2 separate regions of the Homo sapiens genome follow, and region 2 is linked to region 1. A link is an interaction called in ENCODE POLR2A ChIA-PET data of the cell type or tissue named here. Cell type or tissue: OCI-LY7. All regions are shown on one strand. Links, peaks and the distances in the headings refer to the core of each region. The heading gives the core; the rest is flanking DNA.

Region 1 (5,372 bases), core at 136-5,135:
GTGAATAGCCACTGCATTCCAGCCTGGGCAACATAGTGAAACCTTGTCTCTTTAAAAACAATAAATTGGTCAGGCACAGTGGCTCATGCTTGTACTCCTAGTACTACGGCAGAAGGCAGGAAGATCCTTTGAGCCCAGGAGTTCAAGAGTAGCCCAGGCAACATAGGGAGACCTTGTCTTTACAAAAAATAAAAATAATTAGCTGAGTGTGGTGGAGCAGGCATGTGGTCCCAGCTACTTGTGAAGCTGAGGTGGGAGGATCAACTGAACCTAGGAGGTCGAGGCGGCAGTGAGCCATGCCTCTCTACTCCAGCCTGGGTGACAGACAGAGATCCTGTCTCTAAATAAATAAATAATTTAATTAAAAATTAAAAAACCAGTGCTCACTTAGACAGCACATGTACTAAAATTGGAACAACACAGAGAAGATTAGTGTGGCCCCTGTGCGAAGATAATACACAAATTCATGAAGCATTCCATATATATATATTTAAAAGTAAAAAGCCAAAAAAATCATTATACCTGCTTACACCCAACTCAAGAATAAAATATTTGTTAGACTAAAAAAGTAATTTAATGTGACAAGGCAAATTTTAGAGCAGAGGTTGAATACTACCCAAAATTGTCAGCAGTATGGAAAAGTAACCTTGAAAAAAATCAAATAATATGAAATTTAAAAATTGAAAGTGATTAGAGAAAAAAATATGAAAGACAGATAATAGAGCATAACTGATGTTGAACCAAGAGACTTGAACGAATAAAAGAGAAAAATATACAAATCAACAAAAAAGACACAAGTAATATGCTCTTTCAGAAAAAAATTGAGGCTGGGTGAGGTGGCTCACGCCTGTAATCCCAGCACTTTGGGAGGCCAAGGTGGGCGGATCATCTGAGGTCAGGAGTTCAAGACCAGCCTGTCCAACATGACAAAACCCAATCTCTACTAAAAATACAAAAAAAAAAAAATTAGCCAGGAGTGGTGGTGTGTGCCTGTAGTCCCAGCTACGTGGGAGGCTGAGGCAGAAGAATTGCTTGAACCTGATAGGTGGAGGTTGCAGCGAGCTGAGATTACATCACTCCATCTCAAAAAAAAAAAAAAAAAAAAAAAAAAGGCCGGGTGGAGTGGCTCATGACTGTAAACCCAGCACTTTGGGAGGCTGAGGCGGACGGATCACCTGAGGTCAGGGGTTCAACACCAGCCTGGTTAATATAGTGAAACCCCATTTCTACTAAAAATACAAATATTAGCTGGGTATGGTGGCACATGCCTGTAGTCCCAGCTACTTGGGAGGCTGAGGCAGGAGAACTGCTTGAACCCGGGAGGCGGAGGTTGCAATGAGCTGAGATTACACCACTGCACTCCAGCCTGGGTGACACAGCAAGACTCCATCTCAGAGAAAAAAAAAAAAAAAGATATATGATTATCAAATGAACTTTAAAAATAATAAAAGACACTTGTAGGTAACCACACAAAAAAGTAAGTTCACCTAAAAAAGGAAAGAATTAGGCTGACCCTGAGACTTCTCTGCAATATTCAATGTTAGAAGACAAAAGGACTATGGCAATGGAGGTCTGAGACAGAACAATGAGGTAAGAATTCTGTACAATGAGTAAGAATTCTGTACCTTGTCATGTTGTCATTCATGGTTAAAGTACATAGTAAGCAGAAGCTCAAGTACATATAATTGATTATGTATTTTAAAAAAGCCCGGTTATAGAAGGAGCAGGATTGAAATTTTAAAATTAAAAAAATGAAACCGTAATAATATACTTAGAATTTACCTGTGGAGTGAGATGTGGGTTTGGAGAAAAGAAATTTAGTGTTTAACTTGATTTTCTTCTGAATGGTTTGGGTTTTTCAATAATTGTTTCATAATAATTTTTATTCAAAACAGAAAATATTCATACAAATTTCAAAAGCTTGAAGAGAGAAAATGATCCCAGGACCATAAGGAAGCAGCTTAAGAGTCAACACAATGTAAAATCTAAGTTAAAAGTACATACTGTTTTAGAAAGTTCACTTCCAGATTCCATAATTCGCAAACATAAAGGGATAATTTCTGTTGTTAATAAAAAGTTGATTACTTCTTGTTCATCTGTTTTCACCAGGGCCCCTAAAGAAAATAAGGACAAACAAAATTATTTTACAGTTAGGGTTTCCAGTTAACATTAACTTCGAACTGTTTATCCAGTGAGTTGTGAACTTAAATAACAGAACACAAACTGGGGTTTGTTAAAGGAATCAGATTCACACTCGTATTAAAAAAAAAAAGGAAGAGGGCGGCGCAGTAGCTCACACCTGTAATCCCAGCACTTTGGGAGGCCGAGGCGGGCAGATCACTTGAGGTCGGGAGTTCAAGATCAGCCTGGCCAACATGGTGAAACCCCGTCTCTACTAAAAATACAAAAATTAGCAAGGCATGGTGGCAGGCTCCTGTAATCCCAGCTACTCGGGAAGCTGAGGCAGGAGAATCAATTGAACCTGTACAGGTTACAGTGAGCTGAGATTGCACCACTGCACTCTAGTCTGGGTGACAGACTCTCTCTAAAAAAAAAAGCTTTCTGCACTAAATTGTCTTTGTACCTTTGTCAAAAATCAACTGACCATATATGTGTGGGTCTATTTCTGGACTCTTCATTCTGCTCCAATGGTCTGTAAATCTTTCTTTTCTCCAGTATTACACTGCCTTGACTACTATATTTTTCCAGTAGGTGTGGAACTCAGGTAGTATATGTCTTCCAACTTTGTTCTTTTAAAGAAATGTTTGGATATTCTAGTTCCTTTGGCTTTCCATATAAATCTTAGGATCAGTCTATTAGAAGGCTGCCATAACAAAATACCATAGACTGGTGGCTTAAACAACTGAAATTTATTGTCTCATAGTTCTAGCAGCTGAAAGTCTGAGATCAGGCTGGGCACAGTGGCTCACACCTGTAATCACAGCACTTTGGGAGGCTGAGGCAGCTGGATCACCTGAGGTCAGGAGTTCCAAGACCAGCCTGGCCAACATCGTGAAACCCTGTCTCTATTAAAAATACAAAAATTAGCCGGGTGTGGTGGCACGCACCTGTAGTCCCAGCTACTCGGGATGCTGAGGCAGAAGAATTGCTAGAACCCAGGAGGCGGAGGGTGCAGTGAGCCAAAATTATGCCACTGCACTCTAGCCTGGGCAACAGAGCAAGAATCTGTCTCACAAAAAAAAAAAAAAAAGCTGAGATCAGGGTGCCAGCATGGTATGGTATAGTTCTTGTAAAGTCTCTCTTCCTGGCTTGTAGATGGCCAGCTTCTCACTATGTCCTCACATGGCAGAGAGCGAATGAGGGAGCACAAGCTCTTTGGTGTCTCTTCTTAGAAGAATACTAACCTCATGAGGGCCATGTCCTCATCTAAACCTAATTATCTTTCAAAGGTCCCATCTCCAAATACCATGACATGAGGGGGTAGGGTTTCAAAGCATGAAATTTTGGGGAGGACACAATTCAGTCCATAGCAGTCAGCCTGCCAATTTCTAAAAAAAGTGCTGCTGGGATTTTGTTGGAATTACTCTGAATCTATAGATCAGTTTGGGGAGAATGAACAACTTAACAATACTGAATCATTGATACACCAATCAATGAACATGGTTTATCTCTGCATTTTATTTCATTAGAAATCAGTTTTGTAGTTTTTAGTTATAGATCATGCATATATTTTTAAAGATTTATACCCAAATTTTCACATTTCGGTGCTGTTATAAATGGCAGTTTAAAAAAATTTCAGCTAGGTGCAGTGGCTCACATCTGTAATCCCAGCACTTTGGGAGGCCAAGGTGGGAGAACCACTTGAGCCCAGAAGTTTGAGACAAGCCTGGGCAACAAAAAGTGAGACCTTGTGTCTACAAAAAAATAAAAAAATGTAGCCAGGTGTGGTGGCATGTGCCTATGGTTCCAGCTTCTCAAGGCTGAGGTGGGTGGATTTGTGTGATCCCAGGAGTTTGAGGGTGCAGTGAGCCATGATCATGCCACTGCACTCAAGAGTGGGCAACAGAGCAAGACCTTGTCTCAAAAAAAAAAAAAAAAAATAAAATAAAAAATAAATTTCCTATTGTTCATTGCTAGTACATGGAAATTTAATTTTTTTTTTTTGAGTCTCCCTCTGCCGCCCAGGCTGGAGTGCAGTGGCGTGATCTTGGCTCACTGCAATCACTGCATCTCCACCTCCCAGGTTCAAGCGATTCTCCTGCCTCAGCCTCCCCAGCAGCTGGGACTACAGGCACATGCCACCACGCCCGGCTGATTTTTGCATTATTTTTTTAGTAGAGACTAAAAAAAAAGTAGATGAAAAAATTTAACTGGGTGAACTGACAGATTCATATTCCTGGAGTTATGGGAGAATTACAGGTTTTCAGAATGCTTAGTGTATTTGACATGCATATTCTTAGGGCATTTCAGATATACGAAGCATTCCGGTATTAGAAGTAAGACAAACAAACAAAAAAAGACAGTGGTGTGTGCCTGTGCCCATGGTCCCTATTACTTGGGAGGCTGAGGCAGGAGGATCACTTGAGCCTAGGAGTTCAATTCCAGCCTGGGTAACACAGCAAGACCCTATCAGAAAGAAAAGAAAAGAAAAGAAGAGAAGAGAAGAGAGAAGGGAAGAGGAGAAGTCCCAAATTTAAACTCTTATTCCTTTAATAATACTCTTTATATATTGAATCAAGTTCTTATGCTTTACTCTCCCTACAATTCCAGCAAATGTTTCCACATATATGCTGAATTTAATCCCAAATGTTGGATCTCAAAGTCTTATTAACAACACTTAGAAGAGTGCTTGATAGGAGTCATCATGTTCCTGATACTTATTGATTAGTGAATGAGACAACCTCAAAGACAAAAATGAATGACTGGTGTACAAAAATCATAACCGGCAAGACAAAACACCCAACTTAGACTACTACTGTGAGTATTTCAGGCTTGCAAAACAATTCTAATAACTTACCAATAACTCCAAGGCTGGTGAGCCGGAGATACTCAAAGGGACGTGTTTTGCTGACAGTGTGCAAAAAGGGGTACAAAAAAAGTGGGATGTGTGCTGCGAGAAACGCTGACCTGGAAGAAAACAATAATTACATTCACAGCCCAGGGTTGATTTCTAAGGATCCTGAACTTTCAAATTTCTAGGTGGTTAATTCTGTAAGGCCTTAACATTGTCAGAGCAAGGAATCCTTAGGAAAACAATGTTACTGGTCATTAGTCTCAACCAATGGTTCTCAAATGGGGTAAATTTTGCCCCCTGGAGGACATGTGGCAATGTCTGGAGACATCTTTGATTGTCACAACTCAGGATTATGAAGCACTATTGGCATCCAGTGGGAAGAGGCCAGAGATGCCAT
Region 2 (5,372 bases), core at 123-5,122, 150 kb after region 1:
TCTCTAGAAAAACCATTTGAGCCAGTCACCGTGGCCCACACCTGTAATCCTAGCATTTTGGGAGGCTGAGGCAGGTGGATCACCTGAGGTCAGGAGTTCAAGACCAGCCTGGCCAACATGGTGAAACCCTGTCTTTACTAAAAATACAAAAATTAGCCGGGCACGGTGGTGGGCGCCTGTAATCTCAGCTACGCAGGAGGCTGCAGCAGGAGAATTGCTGGAACCTGGGAGGCGGAGGCAGAGGCTGCAGTGAGCTGAGATTGCACCACTGCATTCCAGCCTAGTTGACAGAGCGAGACTCTGTCACAAAAACAAAACAAAACCATTTGAAAGAGGGCTTGTGGCTGGGGCTCCTCAGCATCCCAGGCCTGTGTCAGGACCTAAAAGCAGGCTGGCCTCTGGCATCTTGTTACTGAAAGGCAAACCTCTAGCCCTGCCCCTTGCTTTGAGCTGCCTCCTATGGCCAGGAATTCCCTTTGCCAAGGAAATACCCCACCAGGTCCTGGGCATACTGTAGTGAGCAGCACAGACACAGCCCCTGTGCCAAGAGGCTCCAAGGGTATGGGCTGCCCTTTATTCATCTTGTAGCCCTGGGGGTCTGGCACAGTGCCTGACACACAGAGTCCTCAGTCCATGCCTGCTGTAGGCTCTGGGTGTAGGGATGGAGATGCTGGGCGGCTCCCCCACCTTGGTAACCTGGAGGCGGAGGGACCTGAGAGTTACCTCTTGGTGTTGGCATAGGGGGCCTTCCCACCCAGGGCCATCCAGAAGTTGGCTGGCTCCTGCCCTTCCACCACCACTTGCTTCTCCGTCCGGGAGATGGTGTCAGCAACCATCTTGGCCATCTCCCGCTCGTCCCCGCTACAACCCTAGGAAAAAAAAGAGTTGGCTAATTTCTAGTGCCACCCCTACCTCCACCCTCCTACTACATTCACTGCCCAGAGTTCAGGGGTCAAAGAGGGCTCTCCTGGGTCAGGACCTTGTGTATACAGGCCACACAGGGACAATTCCATGCTTTCTTCTGTCCTTGACACTCCAAAGAATAGCAGAAGAAACTAGAGAGTCTTTTCAAGGTTCGAGAGGGACTCCAAGAGGCTATGCATTCTTCTTACAGAGATCAAAGGAGAGGCAGTGACAGGCTCAGGGTAGTGAGAGAGAGCCCAAGACATAAAGACAGACCAACACAGGGACAGATGGAGGTGGCCAGAGAAACAGAACAAGAGAGACTGACTCCGACAGAGAGGCAGAGAATCTGAGGATGGTCATTGATGAGGCAGAAGGATAGACCCAGAGCTACTGAGGAGGGAGAGACTGGGCTCCAGAGGCGGCTGAGAATTGAGCAGGCACAACTTAGTTGGCCAGGGGTTCCTGCCCTGACCTAGGGCTGCTGCGAAACTGGGGGACTCCCAGGACCCACTTGCGGATGGGGAGGCCTCTAGACCCTGAACACACCTTCCCACACCATAGATAGCAGCAAGACTGGGTCTTGAGGACAAAGACATCATTGGAATTGAGGAAATTGGCCCGCGCTGGGACCTCAAAGGCCTTGGTGTTGTTGGCGCCAGTTCCCTGGACCTGGAACAGCCGTGTGGAGGGCCCGGTCTCCAAGTTGTTAGTTCGGGAGGTGCCTCCCTGCAGGTGAGGGCAGAAGACAGGGAGAGAGAGTCAGGAGTCACTTAGTAAAGAAGATGATGGGGAACAGAGGGGGATAGGGTAGGGCGGGGAGGTTTGCCCCTGAGCTCCTCTGATGCTCCGTCACCAGGTCTTTCTAAAACATTGTTTGCATCACAGCGTTTCTCTTTTCAAAAATGTTCAGTGACTCCCCATTGCTTCTAGCCTAAAGCCCAGCTCCTCAGCTTTGCCTTTGAAGGCCCCACATGACGAAGATGCAAACTGCCTTTGCAGACACTGCTGCCATCAAACCCTCCAGCTAGCTCTGCCAGGCTTTTTTTTTTTTTTTGAGACGGAGTTTTGCTCTTGTTCCCCAGGCTGGAGTGCAATGGCACTATCTCAGCTCACTGCACCCTCTGCCTCCTGGGTTCAAGCAATTCTCCTGCCTCAGCCTCCTGGGTAGCTGGGATTGTAGGCACCCACTGCCACGCCCGGCTAATTTTTATATTTTTAGTAGAGACGGGGTTTCTTCATGTTGGTCAGGCTGGTCTCGAACTCCCAACCTCAGGAGATCCGCCCGCCTTGGCCTCCCAAAGTGCTGGGATTACAGTTGTGAGCCACAGCGCCTAGCCTTTTTTTTTTTTTCCTTGAGACGGAGTCTCGCTCTGTTGCCCAGGCTGGAGTGCAATGGTGTGATCCTGACTCAGCGTCTCCCAGGTTCAAGCCATTCTCCTGCCCCAGCCTCCCCAGTAGCTGGGATTACAAGTGTGCACTACCACGTTTGGCTAATTTTTGTATTTTTAGTAGAGACAGAGTTTTGCCATGTTGGCCAGGCTGCTCTCGAACTCCTGACCTCAGGTGATCCACCCACCTCTGCCTCCCAAAGTGCTGGGATTACAGGCGTGAACCACCATGCCTGGCCAGTTCCACCAGGCTTCTGATGTTCCCCAGGGAGCCTCTCCCCCAGGCCCTTGTCCTTGCTGTGCCCCCTGCATTGCATGCCCTCATTTTGAACTACTGACCTCAGGTGATCCACCCACCTCAGCCTCTCAAAGTGCTGGGATTACAGGTGAGAGCCACCGCAACCGGCATTTTTTTTTTTTCTTTTTTTAAAGATGGAGTCTCCCTCTGTTGCCCAGGCTGGAGTGCATTGGCACAATCTCGGCTCACTGCAACCTCCGCCTCCCAGGTTGAAGAGATTCTTCTGCCTCAGCCTCCTGAGTAGCTGAGATTACAGGCACCCACCATCATGCCTGGCTAATTTTTGTATTTTTGTAGAGATGGGGTTTCACCATGTTGGTCAAGCTGGTCTTGAACTCTTGACTTCAGGTGATCCACCCGCCTCAGCCCCCCAAAGTGCTGGGATTGCAGGCGTGAGCCACCATGCCCGGCCCAATTACACGTATTTCTAAAGTAACCAAATGGGTTGTTTCTATTACCAGTTCCACATAGGTGATAGAACCTCCAGGGTAGTCTCCTATGAAGAATGGGCTTCACCTCAAGCCCTGCTCCCACCACCCATCCCCTTCTCCATCTCCCGGATGCCTGTCTTGCCACAGTGGTTACTGCCAGACACCTCAGTTCAGCAGCCACACCTGGTAGACCACCATGCGTCCCTTGAAGATGGACATAAGATGAGGTGGCTCCTTGCCCATTGGGACCCGGATCTGGACTGGTTCACCATTGTACTTCTGGTCCAGGATGACGGCTTGATAAGCTGATGCTGTAATTTCATCTTGGCTGGCCTGGCTGCCCTGGGGATGAGCAGGAGGGAGTGAGTGGGATTGGGTCAGCCCCCAATTCTGACCCCATCCTCAGCCTCAGCAACAACTCCATCCTCAAGTCTGAACTGGTCCTAAACCCAATTGTCTTCCCCACCAAACTCCACTGTGAAACAGCCAAAACCCCAATCTGAACCATACCTCAGTTCTGATCTCAACCTCAAACCTAATTCTTTCCCAGACCCAGCCCAGCCCTGACCTACCTGCAACCCCAGCCTTAACCCCAAACCTCCTCCTTTCCTTTCTGCTCCTTCTTCAGGGAGACATCACAGGCACCACACCACTCAGTCCTAGACACACTCCCTGCTCCCTCGCATCTAGACACAAAAACCCATGGGCAGAGCAGGTGACAAGAATGTGCAGAAGGCAATGAAAATTGGAAGGGAGACTCAGAGAACCAAAAGGAAAAGGGCTGTGAATGGGGGTACTAGCGGGACCTCATAGCCAAAGCAGTCCTTCTTGAAGGGGTGAGCACCCCATCCCCAGAGGTATTCAACCCAAGGGTGATGGCCACTTAGCAGGAGTATGTACAAGGCAGAGCTAAGCCGGCTGTGCTCTGGGTGGGACGTGGCGGGACCTGACCTGCCAAACGTAGAGCAGGTAATGCTGCTTCTCGCCGATGAGGTAGGTGTAGAGCAGCAGGTAGCAGTCGCCCCCATAGAAGTGGCCTAGCCACTTGGAATCCACAGGTACCAGCTCTAGGTTCTCAATGCGCCACACCTAGGGCCAGTATCAGGCCAGGGTGAGGTCCAGGACAGGCTCCACCATTCCTGCTCCACCCAGCACGGGCCTCTCTGCCCTCACATACCTGCACTTCCCCACTCCCATCATCTACCATCTTCTGCTGGGCAGCCACCTGAGGCTTGACATGCATGGATGTGGCATCGAACTTCACCTGTTCCACTTTGGCTAGAGTGGGGGAAATCATGAAACCAACTGTCACCAGCTGAGGTCTCCCAGGTCCTCACAACAGCCCTGAATGGTGGCTACAATTCTTAGACTCATTTTCAGATGAGGAAACCGAGGCAAGAGAGATTCAGTAGCTTACCTGGTTGCACAGAATGTGGCAGAGCTACAATAGAGAACCACATCTCCCTCCCTCTAAAACTCCTGCTCCCAGGGAGCCAGGAGAGGCATAAGAGCAAGGCTTTAGCTTTGTTGATCTACGTCCTGACCCCTGCAGCATTCAGACTTCAAGCCTTGACCTTGTCTCCCAGCTCAATAGGGAGCTGTGCAATGTTGGGGGCTGTACACTATTACTTGTCCTCTCCTAGGTGCTGGGCACCGAGCTTGCCCTCAGCAAATACTGGCTGGTAAGAGACTGAAGCTGTTCGGTTTTCAGGGAGGCCCAACCCCATCCCAAATGAAATATCACATCACTGACAGCTCCCCTTTTTTTTTTTTTTTTTTTTTTGAGATGGAGTTTCGCTCTTGTTGCCCAGGCTGGAGTGCAATGGCATGATCTTGGCTCACTGCAGCCTCTGCCTCCTGAATTCAAGCGATTCTCCAGCCTCAGCCTTCTGAGTAGCTGGGGTTACAGGCATGCACCACCATGCTTGGCTAATTTATTAGTTCTTTTTTTCAGTAGAGACGGGGTTTCACCATGTTAGGCTAATCTCAAACTCCTGACCTCAGGTGATCCACCCGCCTCAGCCTCCCAAAGTGCTGGGATTACAGGCATGTGCCACCATGCCCAGCCCTCTCAGCTCCCTTTTTGTGACAACTAGAGTTTGTCCACGTCCCCATCTGCTAGGACAAGCCCAGAGCCAGCGTAAAAGTCTTCGTTGAAGATGCACGTCAGGGAAGGAGGGTGGGTGGTGGACCAAGTGGCTCTCCTGGCCCAGCTCCTGGATCCTGGCTCCCTCACTGCCCCCGCCTGGCCCTCACCCACGGAGCCCACAGTGTGGGTTTTGCCTAGGCCTGAGGTCCGGTTGGACGCTGTCCACTTCTGGAAGAGCTGCTGAAAGACGGCCGACTCAG

What was found. Peaks named below come from ENCODE experiments on the same cell type or tissue, not always from the same donor. Only the 100,000 strongest peaks of a DNase experiment are listed, where the experiment ranks them.
Region 2: POLR2A ChIA-PET joins it to region 1 with 6 read pairs; 6 of 35 experiments call an interaction of 5 or more read pairs at or near these places.

The regions. Positions count from the first base shown.
Region 1 is chr2:218,584,328-218,589,699 of GRCh38, reverse strand. CNOT9 (CCR4-NOT transcription complex subunit 9) reads right to left here. Exons shown (of 8, transcript NM_005444.3): 4 at 4,979-5,088; 5 at 2,005-2,114. It also overlaps the pseudogene RNU6-136P. Among named protein-coding and RNA genes, the nearest start is that of CNOT9, 18 kb to the right of the region's middle. In OCI-LY7, for the core only: no CTCF peak of the experiment used is centred there; a DNase peak (open chromatin) is centred at 2,589; H3K4me3 peaks cover 452 bases; H3K27ac peaks cover 2,263 bases.
Region 2 is chr2:218,430,786-218,436,157 of GRCh38, reverse strand. VIL1 (villin 1) reads right to left here. Exons shown (of 20, transcript NM_007127.3): 10 at 5,280-5,372; 11 at 4,201-4,301; 12 at 3,975-4,112; 13 at 3,207-3,365; 14 at 1,453-1,632; 15 at 724-869. Among named protein-coding and RNA genes, the nearest start is that of VIL1, 14 kb to the right of the region's middle. In OCI-LY7, for the core only: no CTCF peak of the experiment used is centred there; no DNase peak of the experiment used is centred there.